Linked DNA regions of Homo sapiens: region 2 is linked to region 1. The links are chromatin loops, found by intact Hi-C in ENCODE. Cell type or tissue: endothelial cell of umbilical vein. All regions are shown on one strand. Links, peaks and the distances in the headings refer to the core of each region. The heading gives the core; the rest is flanking DNA.

What was found. Hi-C counts contacts between places; a loop is a spot of excess contacts. Peaks named below come from ENCODE experiments on the same cell type or tissue, not always from the same donor. Only the 100,000 strongest peaks of a DNase experiment are listed, where the experiment ranks them.
Region 2: a loop joins it to region 1, with 8 times the contacts of the local background. A loop is called at or near these places in 2 of 110 quality-filtered maps.

Annotation. Positions count from the first base shown.
Region 1 is chr3:120,505,584-120,508,499 of GRCh38, reverse strand. All of the region lies in intron 2 of LOC107986121 (a long non-coding RNA gene), which reads right to left. Among named protein-coding and RNA genes, the nearest start is that of FSTL1, 56 kb to the right of the region's middle. In endothelial cell of umbilical vein, for the core only: a CTCF peak has its summit at 1,133 (motif pointing right); DNase peaks (open chromatin) are centred at 1,219 and 1,589; H3K27ac peaks cover 1,268 bases.
Region 2 is chr3:120,790,548-120,793,463 of GRCh38, reverse strand. No RefSeq gene overlaps it. Among named protein-coding and RNA genes, the nearest start is that of LINC02049, 44 kb to the left of the region's middle. In endothelial cell of umbilical vein, for the core only: no CTCF peak of the experiment used is centred there; a DNase peak (open chromatin) is centred at 1,363; H3K27ac peaks cover 1,624 bases.

The DNA of each region.
Region 1 (2,916 bases), core at 142-2,641:
GTTAAAGATTTAGGTAGGTTTCCCAGGAGAAATATAGCTATTAGAGAGAAAAACAAATTCAGATTTCAGGTAAGTATTAAGCAGGCACCCATTTGAAAAGTATATTTTTGCCCAAAGGGATGTGAATCTCTTGGAGGGGGTGCCATTGGCCCCATTACCCAACAGGATTTGGAGGGGAGTTGCTTAGAGAAGGAGATTAGCACACAGTAGGCAGCTCTTGAAAGCAAAAGGGAAATTTATAATTTTACTTGCCGCCTCCATAGGTGACCTTGGCTTTGTCCTGTATGAGTGTTCTTAGGGCAACCTAGAGGGGGTTGGAGAACTCGTAAAGCAGCCAATAGTTGAGCCTGCTTCTTGTCCTACATGTCTCCTTTTTCTTAGCCCTGTCCTCCTTATTCTACTCTCACTTATAAAAGACTGAGGAGGCTAATCTGAGGACCTCCTGCACAGGGGAACTGGGTTCCAAGGCTGACTTTTGTAATTTCCTCCCAGTTTATTTTTAAGCCAAACAGTATTACAAAGGAAAACTGGTTTTTTTTTGTTTTGTTTTAACATTTGGTAGAATCAAACTTTTCCTAGTTTTGGGGGATGCATCCCAGGGGCATGTCCTGTGGTATGGGAATGTGATTACCCATCTGCAAAGAGAGAACAGGAGAGAAAAAAAGGAAAAAGAAAAAAGAAGGCATTCCCTCTACATTCCTATTATCCTGAATGGAGCATCCCCCATTGTCCTTTGGGTTCCGGAATTAACCAGCCTTACTGTGTACTCTTGGTCCCATCTCATCACAATTACCCACTTGAGAACAGAGGAGATACTGGAGTGAACAGTGGATCGCCTGTTCATCCTTGAGGTTCCAGAATAACTGATCTTACTGCATATCCCTAACCTTTCATCTCTGTTCTAATGATAATCTGTTAGCCTGGGAGCACCCTTCATCTCTGTCCTGTGGGTACTTTTGTCTCTTGCACCTGTAGCCTTGGGCTGGCCTATACCCTTATCTCCATGACTTTATAGTGACTCTTGCTTGGAGCATTCTAGCAATAAAAATGATGACCTTTTTTCTCAGATTCCCATTTCCCATGTTAAGCAGACAAAAGCCTGTTTTTCAGCTAACTGCCACAAGGGGGCTAGACTTCCCTCCCCACTCCTTTTGAATATGACCCCGAAGGTCCTAATTCATGTTGAGAAGAATGTGGAAGTAATTAGAGAAATGAAGTCTACGGGAAGAAGTGGGAGGAAGTGAGAGGAATACTCATGGAAAGCCTTCATATGCTTGCAAAAATAGCAGCCCTTGGATTCAAGAGGACAACGTTTATTTGCCCTGTTGACGTAAAGTAGTAACCTCCGGAGGACTTGGGGCTTGGGCTAATAACTGGCAGAGGAGGGCAAATTCTTCCTTTGCCCACGAATGGGGCAAAGGAAGAGGGGTGGCTTTTGAAGCAGTTTGTCTGCCTGCATGGGGCCTTACCCTGCCCTTTAAGCATCCCACCTATTTGCAAAAGCCACCAGGAAACCCAGCCCTGGGGTGTAACAGGAAGGAAAAGCATATAGTAAGTCATAAGGAGCTGGCAGAGCCGGAGTTCCAATTAGTGTTTGTCCCGGCAATGTGTCAGCAGACAGGGTTGAAAGGGTTGAAAGTCATCCAAGCTGGTAAGGTAAGAACAAGAACAAGTATAAATCTCAGGAGATATCCACAAGGAAGCCCATGTCTTTGCTGCCTCTCAAATGCATAAGAGCTGCGGGAGTGTGTGTTTAAGAGGTCACGTGGCATGCAAAGTAAGAGCAAAGAGACAGACTTGCCCCTGTGGCAGATGGTCCAGAGGGTGCACAAGTCCTTTTCAGAACATACACACAGAGAAAACAAGAGAATAGGCAGTGCAGGTTCTTGGGAAAGAGCCAATTTTAGTTGAAAAAGCAGAGGAAACCCCAGACATTGCACAGTTTTAGGCTTCAGCCCTACCATTCTGGTGAACCTCCTGTCCAGGAGGGCCATTCATGCCTCAGATCTACTCGGTGCAGATGCCACAGTCCTTCCCACCCCTGGAAGCCATCCATCAGAGTGAACTGAGAAATCAGCCAAGAGGAGCAGAGTCACTTATGGCTGAAGGACTTATTCTGGGGGTTGGTTAGCAAGCAGGAGAGAGAAAAGGAGAAGACCATGTACAAGGATTGAATGCCTCCAGCCAAAGAAGGTGTGGTAGAGGGGTCTCTTACCACTAGGGAACATATCTGAGTCATGCAGCATCAAAGTATGTTAGTGGCAGAAGTTATCCAAGTCCCACGGCACCAAAATATGTTACCAGTGGCCAGTATCCAAGTTACTGGGGCGAATCTGTATGAGTCTGCAGCAACCTCAATTCTTGCCTCCTCAGAAGAAAGAATTCAACTGAGGGACATAAGGCAGAAGGAGAGACTGAGGCAAGTTTTAGAGCAGGAGTAAAACTATATTAAAAGTTTTAGAGCAGAAACAAAAGGAAGAGAAATACACTTGAAGAGAGCCAAGTGGGTGACTTGCAAGACAAGTGGGTAATTTGACTTTGGGGTTTTATAAGTTGACATACTTCTGGGGTCTTTTATCCCTTTTCCCCGATTCTTCCCTTGGGATGGGCTGTCCACATGCGCAATGGCCTGCTAGCACCTGGGATGGGGACATGCGCCATGTGTTTACTGAAGTTGTATGCATGCTCACTTGGGGCATTCTTTCCTTACCAATCTTGCATTTCTAGAGGAAGGTCATATACCAGTTAAACTCCACCATTTTGCTTCTTAATGCTCATGCTCGAGCTCACTCACCCAGCTCCTGAAATCTTATTGGGAAGCTGCTGGTCACCAGTTTCAGGTTTTTTCTATCTATAGGGGGACTGCCTTTCCCTGGCACTGTCTGTGACCAATTATTATTTTAGAGAGACAGTTGA
Region 2 (2,916 bases), core at 203-2,702, 280 kb before region 1:
CAATCCTTGTAGAAAAAAAGAGTGGCTTTTTTTTTTTTTTTCCATTTCAACAAAAACCCTTAGGTAACTTGATTGTCCTGGAACCCATATCCAGTCACTATGATGGGTGTCAATCCCAGCTGAATCACATGGATGGAGAGTGGGGAAGGAATAAAAACTGTGGGGAAGTAAATGAAAACCACTCATGTTCACCATAGGAAGTAGGTTTAAGAGGCTTGCTCCAGAAGTGATATGGCGGAGAAGAGGATGCAGGAAAGAGGAGGGAAGAAAATCAAGGGAGGATCCAAGGTGTAGCCTAGGTAGAGTATCACTCAAGGAGAAAGGCAACTTTAGAAAGGGACTTACCAAGCTCATTTTGGGGGATGGGGAGGTGGTGTGGAAAGACATCTGTGAGTCAAATAAGGGGAGGGCAGCGAGGACATAGTTAAGAATTCCCAAACTGGCCCAAAATACTTTTTGAGAAATAGTAGCGTAGGAGGGAAAAGCAGCCACTGTCATATTCTTTCAGTTAGTTCTTTGCTTGGTGAGTGTTTTGTTCCCAACTGTTGGTAGGGGCAGGGGAGGAGGTGAGAGGGGTAAGAAGGCTACATCAGTAGGAAGCAGCCAGATGCCTAAATGATGTTGGAAACATGGACACAGATGCCCGTAACATTGTGATAATTTTATAGCTTAATGAGTCTCAGTGAAAAAAGCAGCAAAGAAATTATCACTAAATTTACTAGAAGTTAAGGCCTGTAAGAAATGTGAAATGTGACTGACATATACCACACGGTAGGTCCTCCCCACCCACACACTAAACATAAAGGCCCACCCTGTCTTGCCTTTTTTCCACCCTCCTACATACACATAATACCTGCACACAGGCACATAGCAGCAGGAAAGATTCCCTTGGAACATTGTCAGAATCATTCTTGAGACCTCCCAGGTAGCTCACTACCCTGAAATGAAAAGCTGCCAGCCTCCGGTTTTTGAAGCTGGTAGAATAGGGCTGATTAACGCTGACTCCATACTGCACAAATACTGTGAGAGGCAATTTCGCTCTGGATCCATCCTCTCAATGCTAACAACTGCCATCACTACCACCCCTGATATAGGTACCGTTCCAAGCATGTTCAAACAGAAGGGCCTCACCTCCATGCTTAACCAAATGAAGCTATCAGCCCACTGCTGATCCTGTACTTGAAGGCTTGACTATTACAGAGAATTGGAGCATACAGATCACAGTTCCAGATTAAGGCACTAGAAGGCTAGGATGAATCCAGTATGACTCAGAGACTGAATCCCGGGGAAAAATGTAAAGGGTGACTTAGATAACCTAATTCCTTCCTGGGGGGGGTTTGTCTGGAATTCCTGAATTCTTACCTCATATGCATATATGCATATTTCCTATTAATCTCTCCTTTGTAGTTATTGCCAGGAAATCTCTGATCACAGACCCTAGAGTTCTGGTATTCTCTGTTGACTCCCACATCCCACAAGAGACATCTTGTACTACTCTCCATTGGATAACAGTAATTACTGCAGATAGTACAGGAAGAAGTATTACTTCAAAAAGAAATAGCACAGAAACACAGAACATATGACCCAGCAATTCCTAGGTATATACTCCCCAAAATTGAAAACAGGTACTCAAACAAATACTTATAGAAACATTCATAGCAGCGCTATCCACAATAGCCAAAATATAGAAACAACCTAAATTCATCAATAGCTGAATGGATAAACAAATTGTGGTATATACATATAATGGGATACTACTTAGCCATAAAAAGGAACAAAATACTGATACATGCTGCAACATGTAAAAACCTTAAAAACATGTTAAGTGAAAAAGCCAGACATAAAAGATCACATACCATATGACCCCATTTATATGGAATATTCATTAAAAGTAAATCCACAGAGACAGAAAGAAGACTGGTGGTTGCCAAGGGTTGGGGGAAAGGGAGAATTAGGAGTAAATGTTTTACAGATACTGGGTTTTCTTTTGGGGTGATAAAAGTGTTTTGCAACTGAATAGAGGTGGGGGTTACATAATACCATGAATATACTAATTGCCACTGAATCGTTCACTTTAAAATGGTTAATTTTATGTCAAGTGAATTTCACCACACACACAAAAAAAGTGGGGGAATACTGATTCAGCTGGCATGCACATGTATCCCCCAATACCCTCCTTTCTTTCTACCTGAAGGTGAGGGTGGATCAGGCATTATGAAGCAACAAGCATTTGCCAAAGCAGGCTAAGCATAAAGATAAAAGGAACCTGGGTCTTTGATATCATGAAGGCAACCACAGAACCACCATTTTTTATGAAAATAAAACTCCTAGATTTAAGAACAAAACAAACAGCATAATCTTTGTTCTTTACAAATGTCCTCTTTAAAGAGTGATCTTAAGGTAGACTAAGTGAACAAATTAATGTGCAAGTCTTGGGCTAGATGTATTTTTGGTTAAGGGGCTTCACCAGGTGCTGGGAAAATGCCCTTTGCTACACAGATCAGCACTTACCATCCGTAAGCATTCCAAACAGGAAGTTCTGGACAAAAAAATTAATACAAAATAGCATCACAGATATTAGGTATAGAAATAACGACAGAAATGGAAAATAGCAGCCCTTTATATAAGGTCCATAGTTTACTCATGGCCTGAAGAAGTTGCCACTTAATTGTTTATTCATTCAACAAATAGGTATTAATGACTATGTGCCAGGCATTGAGCCAGAATACTACAGGGAGCAAGAAAGATAAAGCTTCTGCTCTCATGGAGTGTACATTCTAGTGGGGCGGGAGAGGATAAGTAATAAACATATGAGCAATTTAACATACAATATCTATTAATACATGCATCTAGATCAACACATTGGACTTCCAACTCTCCTCTGATTTAGGACTGGCTCTTAGCTCCTCCATCTCT